Linked DNA regions of Homo sapiens: region 1 is linked to region 2. The links are chromatin loops, found by intact Hi-C in ENCODE. Cell type or tissue: transverse colon. All regions are shown on one strand. Region 1 overlaps ZC3H4 (zinc finger CCCH-type containing 4). Region 2 overlaps AP2S1 (adaptor related protein complex 2 subunit sigma 1).

Region 1 (8,000 bases), 270 kb after region 2:
ACCTTGCCCAGAATAAATGCTTAGGAGTAAAACCTACCCAAACACAAAGACACAAGGCCGATACGGTCCTTCCAATATCAAGTGAAGGAAATGGTAGCATTTCAAAAACCTAACCAAAGACATCTGGATAGAGAATAAGGGCTCATGGAAAGACCGAAGGAATTCTGGCAAAAAAAAAAAAAAAATAGGACTCATCCCAACACAAAGAGAAAGCAATACAAAAATCCCAGGGAGTGAAATTCCAAAGTCCCCTAATATGAAACGAATGCCTTCGCCCCCAAGTGTGCAGTGTCCACTCTGGGGTTTGTCCAAGCATGCAAACCACTTAGGCAGAACATTTCTGTAAAGCTTCAAACAGGCTGACCGTGAAAAAACCCAGCCTGCTAAAAGGAAGCTTGTGGAGACAAAGATGCCATTTTTTTTGCCTGAGTATCTATTCTTCCACTCCCACGAGCTCTGAAAATTTGCATTCTTGAGCAAAGGTATCTATCCCTCAGATCCAAGTTACTCCTGGCAGATGAACCTCTGGAATTTGCTTCTCAGCAATGAAGAGTTTTCTAACCACCTTCTCATGCCAACTAAGCTTCAGATGGTTTAAAGCTGCAAAGATCATGGTTTTCATCAGAGGACCGATTTCTATCACTCCAGAGGAGAAAGTCTAATAATTTAACTTATGAACTAAGACTTCTCTTTGTTTATAATTATTTATTTATTTATTTCTACACAGGGTCTTGCTCTGTCACCCAGGCTGGAGTGCAGTGGTGTGATCATTGGTTCAATGCAGCCTTGATCTCCTGGGCTCAAGCAATCTTCCCACGTCAGCCTCCCAAGTAGATGGGACTACAAGCATGCACCACCATGCCCAGCTAATTTTTGTATTTTTTGTAGAGACAGGGTTTCAGGCCGGGCGCAGTGGCTCATACCTGTAATCTCATTACTTTGGGAGGACAAGGCAGGCAGATCACTTGAGATCAGGAGTTCGAGACCAGCCTGGCCAACATGGTAAAACCCTGTCTCCACTAAAAATATAAAAATCAGCCCGTTGGCCGGGCACAGTGGCTCATGCCTGTAATCCCAGCACTTTGGGAGGACGAGGCGGGCGGATCACGAGGTCAGGAGATTTAGACCATCTGGGCTAACATGGTGAAACCCCGTCTCTACTAAAAAAAAAAAAAAAAAAAAACTACAAAAAAATAAGCCAGGCGTGGTGGCAGGCGCCTGTAGTCCCAGCTACTCAGGAGGCTGAGGCAGGAGAATGGCATGAACCCGGGAGGCAGAGCTTGCAGTGAGCTGAAATCGTGCCACTGCACTCCGGCCTGGGTGAAAGAGCGAGACTCCGTCTTAAAAAATATGTAAAAATAAAAATAAACAAATAAATAAGAGATCTGGGCCTAAGATTCTTGAGATTTGTTCATATACCACCTAAAGAATTTCTTAGCCAGGCGCAGTGGCTCACGCCTGTAATCCCAGCACTTTGGGAGGCCAAGACAGGTGGATCACCTGAGGTCAGTAGTTCAAGACCAGCCTGGCCAACATGGTAAAACCCCATCTCTACTAAAAACACAAAAATTAGCTGGGTGTGGTGGCGCACACCTGTAATCCCAACTACTCAGGAGGCTGAGGCAGGAGAATCGCTTGAACCCAGGAGGCAGAGGTTGCAGTGAGCTGAGATCATGCCATTGCACTCCAGCCTACGTGACAGAGTAAGACTCTGTCTAAAATAATAATAATAATAATTTCTTAAAAAGAACTGATACAACCTATTCGTTAATTTCTAGTCACCTGTGGGTTCCTTAAGGGCAGACAAGAATGAGGTTCACAGTAACCCCACATTTCCAAGGGCCCAGCACAGGGCCAGGTACAGATTGGGTACATGCTCAGTGCATATTCTATATGAAGTATCAATCTCAGCTCTCATACCCTTTTGGTCAATTTCATCAATAGAAACAGTAACTAATTTCCAAGAAAACTTTTTCAGCAACCTGTATCACTTAAAACTTTGACACAAACTCATTCAAGTGTTTATCAAGGGTTTCCAAATAAGCTTGAAAGTGATGGATGCACAGACTGAACAGAGGAGACAGGCCCTGCCTCGGATGCAGCCCACCCGTGTGGCCCACAAGCTTCAGTTACTGTGACTGCTCTCGTTCCCCGTGGAGTGGCAGGGCCTGCCTGGAATCCCAAGGAAACCTAAGCCCTGGTGTCTGTTAGGAAAATGAGGAGGGCAATAATCCAAGCCACCTGCAACAGACTTTTGGCCAAGCGACACTAGCGTCTGGGCCCAGCTCCCTCGGTTAGGCCATAGCAGGGATGTAATGGCCATGATCCACTTCCACACGGGACCTCAAGAAGTCTCCAGTTACTTCTAATGAATGAAAATCCCTTCCATTTAAGAGGGTTTAAAAGCCTAGGCTTGGGCCTCTACATTCACTGAAAGGAGTGGAACGCAGGGAGAATGGAGCCACAGTGGACTGAGGAAACAGTTAACACCCCCACCCTCTCGAGGGCCAACTTTAAATGGAATATCTATATTCCCTCCTCATTCCTTCCCACCACAAAAAAAATGACAATGGCTGCTGTGCAGGCATACCAGACAGTGCATACCATATCACGTGGTGGGCAGCAACTTTCTACTCAACTCTGCTGCTGTAACGTAGAAGCAGCCACTGATGATATAAATGAATGAGTATGGCTGTGTGCCAATAAACTTTACCTACTGGCCAGGCGCGGTGGCTCATACCTGTAATCCTATCACTTTGGGAGGCCAAGGAGGGTGGATCACTCGAGGTCACGAGTTCAAGACCAGCCTGGCCAACACGGTGAAACCCCATCTCTACTAAAAACACAGAAATTAGCTGAGCATGTGGTGTGCGCCTGTAATCCCAGCTACTCAGGAGGCTGAAGCAGGAGAATCCCTTGAACCAGGAGGCAGAGGTTGCAGTGAGCCAAGATCATGCCACCGCACTCCAGCCTGGGTGACAGAGCAAGATTCTGTCTCAAAACAACACAAACCAACAAAAAAACACTTTACCTACAAAAACAGGCTGGGTGGGCTGGCTTTGGCCCGAGAATCATAGTTTGCCGACCCCTAGCCTGGATGCAACGGCTTTCACACTTTTTGACACTGACCCACATCTGCTTCTTTGCATTTCTCCCAAACAAAAGTTTCCAGAAGCCACATTTAAATGCATTCTGCTTTTTCTCTCCTCTTCCATTTCCTTGGTTTTCCAATGCAAAAGAAAAAGATCAATAATTGGACTTCATATCCCACTAGTGGCTATACCCCACAGTCTGAAAAATAGCACACCAGATCCACCACAGTATAATGGTATGTATAGAGATGGGGTCTGAGTACCAGCCACCCCGGGTTCTAACTCTGCCTGCAGCACACACTTGTTTTGTGACCTGGGACAAGTGACTTCACCTCTCTGTTTTGGTTTCTCCTCAAACAGCAGAGGTAAAGGTTAAATGAGCTAATGCATGAGAAGCACTCAGAAGGGCTCTGGCAGATAATCTTTGACCTTCAGGTCAATTGTGCACAAATGGCACTGTTGCCCCTTCGGAAAGACAAAGACACTGACTTAGGAGATGAACTCAAGAATCACATCCAGTTTGCCTAACTCCCCCAACCATAGCTGTCCACCACCCATCACTCTCAGCAGAGGGCCAATCCCGTGTGGAGAGAACATGGCAGCACCCAGGCAGACATGGTGGCTTATACCTGTAATCCCAGCACTTTGGGAGGCTGAGGTGGAGGATCATTGAAGCCAAGAGTTCGAGGCTGCAGTGAGCTATTAATACTATGAGGTGCCACTGCATTCCAGCCTGGGCAACAGAGCAAAACCCTGTCTCAATAAAAGAGAAAAAACAAAGCTTTTGGCTCTGGAGTTCACTCTATCCTTTCTGGGACAACTGACAGGCATGACCAGGAACCTGATGGGCCTGCCTGTGATCTAGCCACTGAGCCTAACCTTCAAATTAATTAAGGCATCTGCTTTCCAAGTGCATATTAGTAAGCTGCAAGCAGCAGCAGCAACCCTTTATCGTGGCCAGAAACTGTAGAAGGTAGGCCAGACACAGAGGAAGGGAATACGAAGCCTGGTAAAGGCAGTAACAACCCTAGCCCGACTCTAAATAAAGTCTTCATGATAGAAGGGTTCTCTGCACACTCAGAAAACTCTTGGGCTCCAAGAAAAGCCGGGGAGGAACTCAGTTACTGAATGAACAAAACCTTATCTGACTCAGCCAGATCCCAAAGGAGTGAAGAATCCTGGAGCTGGATGAGACCTTGTTCATTCCCCTCTGGAGAGAGTAAAGGACTTGCGTGGGGAAACTGACTAGTTTGCAGTGGTATGAGATTCTAGATCCCTGGCTTCCCAGTTCTCAGAAGCCCTACTGAGACTACAGCACTGACTCGGACTCTAATTGCAAAAGATGAACACAGGAGGTACAGTCAGCATTAAGCTCCAGACAGTATGACCATTTGAGCATCCATAAAAAGACACTGAGCAAGCAAGAAATATCTTAAGATGGCTTCCACTTAGTGTCAACCCCAATTGGCTCCCTGCAATTAAATAAGCTGACCAGAACCCTAAGAGATGAAAGATAAATGCACTTCCTTCAAAAATAGATGTTATTCTTACTTCTGTTTATACACCAACTGTAAAAGTTCTGTTTCAAATTCTTCTCTAGTAGGGAAAGCAGGAAGATTCACTGAATGCTGGCATTGTGTGGGTGTCCCCAAATGCACTCATTTGACCACAAGGACCCTGAGAAGTGGGCATTTTATACTCGATGCCTACTGCACACTGCCGGGGAGAAGCCAGGCCTGAACAGTTTTATCTGGCTCCAAAGTCCACAGTCTTCCTCCACATCCTGTTGCCACCTCCGACATTCAAAAAGATGTCACCACTTGCCTGACAAACAGGGCACTGAGTCACCTATTCACACAGATGCGAAATGGCAAAAAAAATACACGAGAAAGATCCTTTATGCAGACCAGTTTGGCCAGAAGCAGCAAACTATGCTCTCAGCAAATAATCCTGCGTTCTGTTAAGAAAAAAAAAAAAAAAAAGTAACAGGACACAACTAAATCTAGCACCAACCAAGAGGCCGTATCTTCATTTTTGTCAACAACTACTAAGAGTCACCCCAATGGGTGATGTGCCAGAAATCTATTTAAAATAAACTGCCTATCGCACCTCATTACATCACCAGTGAAACTGTACACAATGTCTTCAAAACTGCATCTGCATTAACTCCTAAAAGCAAAAGCGTTCTGCAGCAAAGACAAGGCCAAGAAACTGGGAGTCAAACCCATGAAGTTTGGCTCCCCCCAATCAATCTCATTTTTACTTTAACTTATCCCCATGAACTTGACATGCCACCCAGACAAACTGGCAGCTTTTCCATCCTATTAGGTTTTAATTATGAAACTGGCTTCATACCATGTTATTCGGAGAGGAGTCCCTCCACCAATGAGGCTGCTCCTACAGTCTCTGATCTGCTGAATAAATACCAATTGCCAGAAATCTCAGGAGTCATCCTTTTTTCTTAGCTGTGCTGCCAAGGCACAGGTTAAGCGCCTGGCTCAATTCAGCTACTTTGCTTGCTATTCACTCTGTCACTCAACTCTCGGTGTGAATCGGACCCAGTTGCTCTGGCACTAGAATTACTGTTCGTGGGGACCAAAATTAAGTTCTCTAGAATCTGGTTTGACTTGATAGCTATCCACGGAGACCTGGAAATAGTTTCATTAGCAATTTTCACCAGAGGTATTTACTGTAACTGGATCTGACCTCTATGGAGAGATGTTTCTACAGGCCCAATAGCCATAAAAATGTAACAAAAGGAAGTGAAGGACCCTCAGACAGCCATTTCTCTCCCATCAGGGAAGAAGGTAAAAGATCTAAGAGCAAGAAGCAGAGGTGTAGGCACCGTTAAATAAATTACTAACCAGGCCCAATATGAAATTGCTCTACATTCAACTGTATGGAAACGCAAGAGTCAAAACCGTTCATCTTTAACTTGCCAGGCAGTTGAACAGCCAGGTCCACAGGTACAAAACAATTCTCCCCTGGGATCAGCCTTCCTGGCTGTGGAAAAACCACAGCAGTGGCTTACTAAAATAGCTGGCTCTACTTAGAGAAAACTATGGCTTATAAAGAAATCAAAAATTTAAACCTTCAGAGCAGAGCAAAATTGTACCTGGGGGAGAGGACAGGCCATGAATTAGTCATTTTGGGGAACCGCATTTTTTTCTTTTAAAGAGCAAATTTGAGGGGAATTAAAAAAATAAAGGAGTTTTAAAAAATAAAGGGGTTTTATGACGAGAACATCCATATTTCCATGGTCACAACAGACTTTTTTTCTACTAGGAGACTTTGATTTGCTTTCAAGTTAAATCTCTCACCCAGAGAAAATAAAAATGTAAAAGTTTGTAAGTGTATAATAAGATTTGTTATTAAATCAGGGATTCTGAGTGACACCCTTTTCTTTTTTTTTGCAACATCCATTAATTTGATTTTTAACTAATACTGGTACATCAGTCTGGGGGGAAAAAAGGCAGTACTGTGACATTTCAAAAACAGATTACCAAAATACAGTTTTTGACTTAATTACTGGGGCTTCTAGGTCTTAATGGATGAGATTTCTTTGAGAATGGAAAACAATAAACCGTTGTGTTGACATGCCTGTGAGCTTTTTAAATGCTTGGGGAAATAGTTTCAAATTCACTGAACATTGCTAAAAAATTTCACTTACAAAAGAAATCTCATTTCCTTAACGTTTCTTTTTAAAAGTCAATTTAAATAAGCAACTTAGTAGCCTTTGGAACTTGGGTCATCAGTCATCCAGTTTCTGTTCTCAGCTCCTGGAGAAAGAATTTTACAAAGGATGGGAAACTTCAAATAAGTGCAATTCATTTTGGGCTGACCCAGTGCCCTGGATAATGTGTTTTGTTCGGTTCGTGCTTCAGACATTTCTTGCAGGATATCGTAGTTTGGAGATTTCTTCCTCCCGTAACTGATTTTACATACCTAGGATCACCACTCTACGGCAGTTGTGAACATATTAAGAGGAAGAAAACAAGTGGCCTATTGAATTGCAGTTTCCTCATCTACATGTGCGTGACCTTTTTTCCTTGTAAGAAGGAAAAAAACAAAACGGTTCTTTTGGAGAGGGCCAGGGTTCTCTAAGTATGTCAGGGATCAAAAGTGGGAAACTGGGAAAATGCAACTTCAACGTGTTTTGTCTTTTAACGGAACTTATGCTTGTAAAACACATCAGAAGTACAGTGTTTGGTTCTGCAAGTCATTTCTGTTGTTGTTTTTTCCTTGTTACGTGGAGGCCGGGGGGACTGGGGGCTGGAGGAGGTGTTCCCTCCAACATGACTGGGCGTGTAACACGTTTGCATCAACTTTTCACAGTCAGACATGTGCTTTCGAACAAAGGAGCAGTGGAGACAGGCAGAGATGGGGGCTTGACACAGTTTACAGATTTTGTGCTTCAACAGTACTTTACAAATGACTTGCTCAATTTTAACGTCCATCACCACAAGAGACATTGGAGTAAAATGAGAAAATTGGAGCTACTTGAACCAATCTTTTTTGGGGAGTGGGGGGGAGGGGAACCATTAATTTGAATACCTGCATCATAAATCAAATCCAGTAAGCTTGTCTCCTACAAATGGACTTGAAGTATCCACTTTCTTCAAAGATGAAGGCTGGAGACAAAGCAATGGATTGAAATGGAAAGAAGGATGCCAAGGGTCTGAAAACATACGGGCCTTTTACATCGATTTTTGTCATGTTACAGTAACACACTTTTTTTTCTGAGAAAACTGTGTACGTCAAATTTTAAAAATTAAACATTGAAAGGATGTGCAAGTCTAAAAGGGCTCAACAGGGTTAGAATCCTGATTCGAACATATCAATTCACTCTCAAGCATCACTTTGGTCTAAAGGCGAGGAGGAAGGCAGGCAGTAAAGGGAGAAAAAGAG
Region 2 (8,000 bases):
AAAAATACAAAAATTAGCCGGGCATGGTGGCAGGCGCCTGTAGTCCCAGTTACTCGGGAGGCTGAGGCAGGAGAATCACTTGAGCCTGGGAGGTAGAGGTGGCAGTGAGCCAAGATTGTGCCATTGCACTCCAGCCTGGGGAGTGACAGAATAAGACCCTGTCAAAAAGAAAGGAAGGAAGGAAGGAAAGAAACTGACAGGGGCCAGGGTGTTCTCAGCTTGCGAAGGATGCCAGGCATAGGTGTGGCCAGCAGCCCCCACACTCTGCTCTCAGTGGGCATCGGGGGCCCCTTAACTTCAGAGGGCCCTAGAAACACTCAGGGGTGGCTTCTATCATCACAATGGCCAGAAGGCCACTTCTGGCACTTGGTGGGTGGAAGTCAAAAGTCCATCCACTTCTGGAGCAGCCTCACAATGAGGGATTGTCCTGGCCCAAATGCCAGCAGTGCTGTTGCCAAGAAACACAAATCATCAAGCCCAGTGCCTACATTTCCAACAACCACCGGGGCGAGCAGATAAAAATGAGGGTTCTGGAGCTACCCACCTGGCTTCAAAACTGGCTCAAAACAAACCTGGCTTGGCTACTGACTAGCTACAGACCTTGGTCAAGTCGTCTTTTTTTTTTAGATGGAGTCTCGCTCTGTTGCCCAGGCTGGAATGCAGTGGCACAATCTCGGCTCACTGCAACCTCTGCCTCCCGGGTTCAAGCAATTCTCCTGCCTCAGCCTCCTGAGTAGCTGGGATTACAGGTGCATGCCACCATGCCCAGCTAATTTTTATATTTTTAGTAGAGACAGGGTTTCACCATGTTGGCCAGGATGGTCTCAATCTCTTGACCCGCCTCAGCCTCCCAAAGTGCTGGGATTACAGGCGTGAGCCGCTGCGCCCAGCCTGGTCAAGTCTTTTAATGTTCCTGAAACATTCCTGGAACAATGTTCTCACTTGGAAAATGGGGATAATAACAGTCCTGTCCTTGGCCGGATAGAGTGGCTCACGCCTGTAATCCCAGAACTCTGGGAGGCCAAGGCAGGAAGATCACTTGAGCCAGGAGATCACTCCAGCCTGGGCAACAGAGCAAGACTCCATCTCAAAAAAAAAAAACTTAGCTGGGCATGGTGGCACGCACCTGTAATCTCAGCTACTTTGGAGGCTGAGGCAGGAGAATCACTTGAAACTGGGAGGCAGAGGTTGCAGTGAGCCGAGCTAGCGCTATTGCACTCCAGCCTGGGCAAAAAGAGCGAAACTCCATCTCAAAAAAAAAAAAAAAAATTAACCAGGTATGGTGGCACACATCTGTAGTCCCAGCTACTTGGGAGGCTGAGGTGGGAGGATCAACTGAGCCCAGGAGGTCAAGGCGGCAGTGAGCCATGATCCTGCCACTGCACTCCAGCCTGGGCAATAGAGTGAGACCATGTCTCAAAAAAAAAAAAAATAGTCCCAGACTTATAATCTAGTGAGCTTTAAGTAAGGTAAGACATGTCAATTGCTTAGAACAATGCCTGGGAGAGGGTGAGTGCCCTTCAGCATTAGCTGAGTATTGTTATTTTAGTAGCAAGTGCCTGGAATCTAAACCCATCACCCCTTCCAGCCTGGGGGCCCTTGGTGAGCAGGAGCAGGTCTGAAGAGCACCTGGGTGTCTCACCTTGCTCAGCACAATGAGGGGCGTTTGTTGACTGACTGACTGATGGACTGAAGGCAAGGCATCCTAGGTATCTGGTTCCCAGGGGAGACAGGCAAGGGCTCAAAGACGGCAAGGCCAGGCAGGACCACAGGTTTATTGGGGACTCCACGCACAGACGCTTATGGCATCACACGACAACGGCACGGTTACTCGGGACACACACGGTGGCCTCTGCCCACAGCCAGGGCCCAGAGGCAGTGGGGTGCAGTCTCCTCCCTTGTGGCCCAGACCCAGCTGGGTCCCTTCCTCCTAGGCAGCTGAGGGAAGGACTGCTGGGTTGGCCACGGGCCTGGGAAGGGGAAGCGAGCAGGCGAGTCCAGGAGGGGCCGGGGCCGGGGTGGGGCTCGCCTGCCCTCACTCCAGGGACTGTAGCATCAGCAGCTGTTTCAGCACCTTCGTCTGGCTGGTCTCTCGGATTTCGCCAGCCAGGAACATCTCGTCCACGACCGTGTAAACCTGTGTGAGGGGAGACCCTGGGGTGAGACGAGGCCCCCCAGGATGCTGGCCCGGACCCTGGAAGCTGGGGCTCTGATGCCCCTCGAGCTGGGACACAGACCTCAGCAGAGGCTCCGGGTGGCTAGTGCACCACGGGTCCCCCCCGTCCCCCTCCTCTGGCTCCTTCAGCCTCCTCTTCACCAGGAGCCTACCTTGTAGAAGTTGAACACCAGGTCCAGTTCACAGACATTGTGGAAATATTCGTTTAAGACCTGGGAGAGGAAGGCAGAGATGGTAAGAGATGGGCAGGGAGAGAGCCACACACGCACAGAGATGGGAACAAGGTCATCAGAAAGAGACAGCAAAAAAAGAGACCAAGGGGGAGGCAGGGGAGAGAGAGAGACAGTGACAGGGAGAGAGGCAAGGAGACACACAGAGAGAAACAAAAGCAAAGATCGATGCAAAGAGATGGCAAAAGGTCAGGCGCGGTGGCTCACACCTGTAATCCCAGCACTTTGGGAGGCTAAGGCAGAAGGATGACTTGAAGTTAGGAGTGCAAGACCAGCCTGGCCAACATGGTGAAACCCCATCTCTACTAAAAATACAAAAATTAGCTGGGCATCGTGGCGTGTGCCTGTAATCCCAGCTACTCAAGAGGCTGAGGCAGGAGAATCACTTGAACCTGGGAGGTGGAGGCTGCAATGAGCCAAGATTGCACCACTGCACTCCAGCCTGGGCGACAGAACAAGACTCCGTCTCAAAAAAAAAAAAAAAAAAAAAAAAAAAAAAAGAAAAAGAAAAAAAAGAAATGGAGAGGGAGAGTCCCAGTCACTGCAGAGGGAGGGCTCAGGAGGGACCAGGGAGGGTTCCCAGGCCTTGGGGGCCACTCCAGGGCTGCCCACCCGCCTCCCCACCTTACATCCCTCTCCCGCCGTACCTCCACGAAGTTGTGAATGGCCTCCAGGTAAGCCAGGTTGTTGTCATTGACATCCACACAGATGCAGAAGTAGAGGCCAGCATAGCGGCGGTAAATGATCTTAAAGTTCCGGAACTGCAGAACAGAGAGGCTGTCAGCAACGGAGATTGCCAGGACCTAACGTGCCAGACAGAGTGGGGCCAAAACATTCACTCCTTCACTCCATACGTGGTCCCGAGGCCCAGCTCTGTGCCTGGCCCTGTGCTGGGGTCACAGCAGTGACCGAGACAGCCCTAACCCTGCTCACAGTGCAGCGGGGGCAGGCATCCCCAGAATGGACAGGATGGGCTGTGAGAGCCCAAAGAGGGTGCCTAACCCCCTCTGATCCTGGAGAGTCAGGAGGGCTTCCTGGAGGAGGGGGTATCGGAGCTGAGAGCTGGAGGATAGGCAGGAATGTTCTAAGCAGATAGCAAAAGCCCGGGGCTGGGCGGGAGCCTGACGTGTTCAATAGTGTCCATGCAACCTTGCCACTCCCTTCTGTGACTTCCTGCTACCTCTGGAGACAGTCACATCCCTTAGCCTGGAATTAATTAACTCAATTATTTAACAAATACTTCCTGAGCAGCTACTCTATGCCAGGCCTGTGATAGGCAGTGTGGGGAGGAGGGTTACCACTGCCACCAAGACGATCCTGGGTCCTTGTCCTGCCCTCACTGAAATGCGATATACACAGTTAGCAATAGTAACACAGACACACACCGTGAACAAACATGCCAGGATCAGGGACATGGATTCTCATTTTATGCGCGTGTTAAGTAGACAAAGACAGATATATATGCATACTGGGTTGCAAAGTACAATGTCTTTGGCCAAAACCTGAAAATCCAGTTCAGTTCTATATGTTCTCAATGTCAGGTTCATTACAAAAAAAAAAAAAAAAAAAATCCCAGCACTCCAGGAGGCCGGGCGAGAGGATCACTTGAGCCCAGGAGTTTCAGGCCAGCTTGGGCAACATGGTGAAACCCCATCTATACAAAAGTACAAAACTTAGCTGGGTATGGTGGCGTGTACCTGTGGTCCCAGCTACTCGGGAGGCTGAGGTGGGGAGATGACCTGAGCCTGGGAGGTCAAAGCTGCTGTGAGCCACGTTCCCATCACTGCACTCCAGCCCGGGAGACCCTGTCTCAAAAAACACAAAAAAACAGCAGCTCTAGGTCTGGGGTGTGCCTGTGTCGCCACCTGCTGACAGCTATGAGTGCCAGCATCAGTCTTCGGCATTTTTTTTTTTTTTTTTTTTTGAGTCTGGCTCTGACGCCCAGGCTGGAGAGCAGTGGCTCGATCTCGGCTCACTGCAATCTCTGCCTCTTGGGTTCAAGCGATTCTCCTGCCTCAGTCTCCCGAGTAGCTGGGATTACAGGCGCGCCACCACACCCAGCTAATAGCTTTTTACTCATTTTTTCAGCTCAATCTCTTGTTCATTGCTATACTCCAAGCATGTTTTCAGGGTTTTTTTTGTTTTTTGGTTTTTTTGAGACAGTCTCACTCTGTCGCCCAGGCCAGAGTGCAGCGGCGCAATCTTGGCTCACTGCAACCTCTGCCTCCCAGGTTCAAGCAATTCTCCTGCCTCAGCCTCCTGAGTAGCTAGGAATACAGGTGTGCACCACCACGCCTGGCTAATTTTTGTATTTTTAGTAGAGATGAGGTTTTACCATGTTGGCCAGGCTGGTCTCCAACTCCTGACCTCAGATGATCCACCTGCCTCTGCCTCCCAAAGTGCTGGGATTACAGGCGTGAGCCCAGCCTGAGTATGTTTTCTGGTGTGATTACAGTAAGGCCTACATGTAATCCACGGGTAAATGAGCTGACACTGATCATCAGTGCTCCTCTCTTCTTGCAATCCAGCTTTTCTGGCTCTCACCCTCCTCCGCCTCCAGCTACTGCTCCATCTTTCCAGCCTCCCTTCCTGTTTTAAATTTCGAGGCTTCTCAGGGATCTGCTGCAGACCCCCATCTCTCCTCCAGCTACATTCTCTCAGAGAAGCACATTCTCTCATCCTGCAGGCTGGGGCAGGTGTCCCCTCTGAACATCCCACGCCACTGCCCCACCCCTGCCCTGCCCCAGCCTGACCACTGCTGGTCGCCACTGTCTGGGGATGGGTCTGTCTCCCCATTGGACTGAGCCTGTGGGGGAAGCTGGAGCTGTCACACTGTGTCCTCCATGTTGCCCTGCAAAGGGCTGGCACAGGTAATGGCCCCCAAAGACATCCACATCCTAATCCCACACCCTGTGAATATGGGACCTTATATGGCAAAAAGGGACTCTGCAGTCTCAACTTGTGACGAAGTTAAGAAGCATGAGATGGGGCGATAATCCTGGATGGTTCAGGCGGGACCAATGTCCTCACTGGGCTGCTAATAAAGGAAAGCGGGAGGCGGGACAGTGCGAGTCAGACAGAGATTGGACGACGGCCAGGTGCCGGGCCTCATGCCTATCATCCCAGCACTTTGGGAGGCCAAGGCTTGATCTCAGGAGTTCAAGAGCAGTTTAGGCAACATATCAAGACCCATCTCTATAAAACATACAAAAAATTAGTTGGGCGTGGTGGCAGGTCCCTGTAGTCCCAGCTACTCAGGAGTCTGAGGTGGGAGGATCCCTTGAGCCTGGGAGGCGGAGGCTGCAGTGAGCTATGATTGCACCACTGCACTCCGGCCTGGGGCACAGAGTGAGACCCTGTCTCAAATAATAATAATAATAACAAGAGGGATAGCCCGCATCTTCCAGTTGCCTACTCCTCCCTTTGATCTTCACTCACAAGTCCCCTCCAGGAAGCCCTCCAGACCCCCAGGCTGGGTCAGGTGCCCTCCCCCAGCCAGGCTCCTCGATCCCAGCCCTGCCTACTGTGGTTGTCACTGTCTAGGACAGGCTTGTGTTCCTTCCTGGGCTATGAGTCCCAAAGCAGCACAAGGCTGTCTCAGTGCTGCTGTGAACCTAGCACTGGGCTGATCACAGAGGAGGCACACAGAAACATTAGGTGAATACATGCACAAAGGAACAACTGAATGAATGGGCGGGCCTGGATCCTGGAGGCATGGAGGAACTCAAGACCTGAGGGTCAGCCTCCTCTGTAACATTCTCATTTGCCCAGCCGGACTTTCCGGCTGCCCCTGTATCATTGGGCCTCACTGACCCCTCCCGCGCCCCAGCCCTCAGCACAGGACCAGCCACTACATTAGCAGCAAGGTGCCCACACAGCCAGAACACCCGACACCCAGTTCCTCTCCCCCTTCCCACCTGCTGCTCTTGGTGACACCACCAGTGACCTCCTCCTGGAGAGGTAAGTCCAACCCTGTCCCCCTCCTGGCTGCTGGGACACCCAATCTCTTGGTTCTCCTCTCCCTCATCTCTCTGCCTGCAGACGTGGCCCTCTGGTGCTCTCCTCGGTCTATCCTCACTTCCCCGGTGAGCTCCTTGGCCTCGGTTTCCCTCTATGTGCAGAAATGCCGTTTCCATATCCTACCCAGCTCTCTCCAAGAACCCTGACTCGTCACTTCTTCCTGGACATCTCTGCTGGGATGTGGACGATACTCGGGGCCAGACCCCCAACACTTCCCTCCTGATCTTCACCTCCGCCTGCCCTTCCCATCTGCCCATATCAGATAATGACAGCTCCATCCTACCCGGGGGCTCAAGTGGGAAATCTAATTGTCGCCCTGGCTCTGCTTTCTCTCACATTCCACATCCAATTCTTGGCCATTCAGCTGGGTCCACCTCCAAAACGCTCCTGGCCACACCGACGGCTTCCATGCTGGTCCGGTCACCAGCATCTCCCACCTGGACCACTGCAGCCACCTCTCTCCGAGCAGTCTCCTCTATGCTCTTGCCCTATAGCGCAGCCTCAAGTCGGCCAATGGCCATGCTCTGCTCAAAACCCTCCATGGTTCAAGACCAGCCTGGACAACATAGCAATACCCCATCTCTACGAAAAATTTAAAAATTAGCCAGGCGTGGTCACTCATGGCTGTAATCCTAGGACTTTGGGAAGCTGCGGTGGGCGGATCGCTGGAGCTCAGGAGTTCGAGACCAGCCTGGGCAACATGGCGAAACCCTGTCTCTACCAAAAATACAAAAATTAGTACGGCATTGGTGGCACATGCCAATGGTCCCAGCTACTCGGGAGGCTGAGGTGGGAGAATTGCTTGACCCCGAGAGGCAGAGGTTGCAGTGAGCTGAGATCGCACCACTGCACTCTAGCCTAGGTAACAGAGTGAGAACCCACCTGAAAAGAAAAAAAAATTTAAAAATTAGATGGGCATGGAGGTGCATGCCTGTAGTCCCAGCCACTTGGCAAGCTGAGGTGGGAGGCTTGCTTGAGCCTGGGAGGGTACAGTGAGCTGTAATTGCACCACTGTACTCTAGCCTGGGAGACAGAGCAAGACCGTGTCTCTAAAAAACACCAAAAAACAAAAACAACCTTTCTTTTTTTTTTGAGAGGAGTCTTGTTCTGTTGCCCAGGCTGGAGTGCAATGGCACGATCTCGGCTCACTGCAACCTCTGCCTCCTGGATTCAAGCGATTCTCCTGCTTCAGCCTCCCGAGTAGCTGGGACTACAGGCACCCACGACCAGGCCCGGCTAATTTTTGTATTTTTAGTAGAGACGAGATTTCATCATGTTGGTCAGGCTGGTCTCCTGACCTTGTGATCCACCCACCTTGGCCTCCCAAAGTGCTGGGATTACAGGAGTGAGCCACCGCGCCCGGCCGGCAAAAACAACTTTTCTACGGCTCCCATCTGACTCATAGTAAGAGCCCAAGTCTTCCCTGCAGCCCTGCACCAAGAGATTACCCTGTTATCTTCTCTCTTTCATCTCCTCCCCTTCCTGGCTGCATTCCTGCTATCCCTGGAACGCCCTAAGTATTCTCCTGCCCCAGGGACTTTACACTTGCTGTTCCCTTGGCTTGAAATGTTCCT

Evidence for each region. Peaks named below come from ENCODE experiments on the same cell type or tissue, not always from the same donor. Only the 100,000 strongest peaks of a DNase experiment are listed, where the experiment ranks them.
Region 1: a loop joins it to region 2, with 4 times the contacts of the local background. A loop is called at or near these places in 2 of 110 quality-filtered maps.

Annotation. Positions count from the first base shown.
Region 1 is chr19:47,102,601-47,110,600 of GRCh38, forward strand. All of the region lies in intron 2 of ZC3H4 (zinc finger CCCH-type containing 4), which reads right to left. Among named protein-coding and RNA genes, the nearest start is that of ZC3H4, 7.2 kb to the right of the region's middle. RefSeq lists an enhancer at 7,168-7,895 and a silencer at 7,298-7,535. In transverse colon, no CTCF peak of the experiment used is centred here; a DNase peak (open chromatin) is centred at 4,871; H3K4me3 peaks cover 1,158 bases; H3K27ac peaks cover 6,260 bases.
Region 2 is chr19:46,836,412-46,844,411 of GRCh38, forward strand. It overlaps AP2S1 (adaptor related protein complex 2 subunit sigma 1), which reads right to left. Exons shown (of 5, transcript NM_004069.6): 3 at 3,054-3,167; 4 at 2,329-2,388; 5 at 1,756-2,137. The coding sequence ends at 2,036. Among named protein-coding and RNA genes, the nearest start is that of SNAR-E, 9.7 kb to the left of the region's middle. RefSeq lists an enhancer at 1,798-2,298. In transverse colon, a CTCF peak has its summit at 4,265 (motif pointing left); a DNase peak (open chromatin) is centred at 3,520; H3K27ac peaks cover 2,530 bases.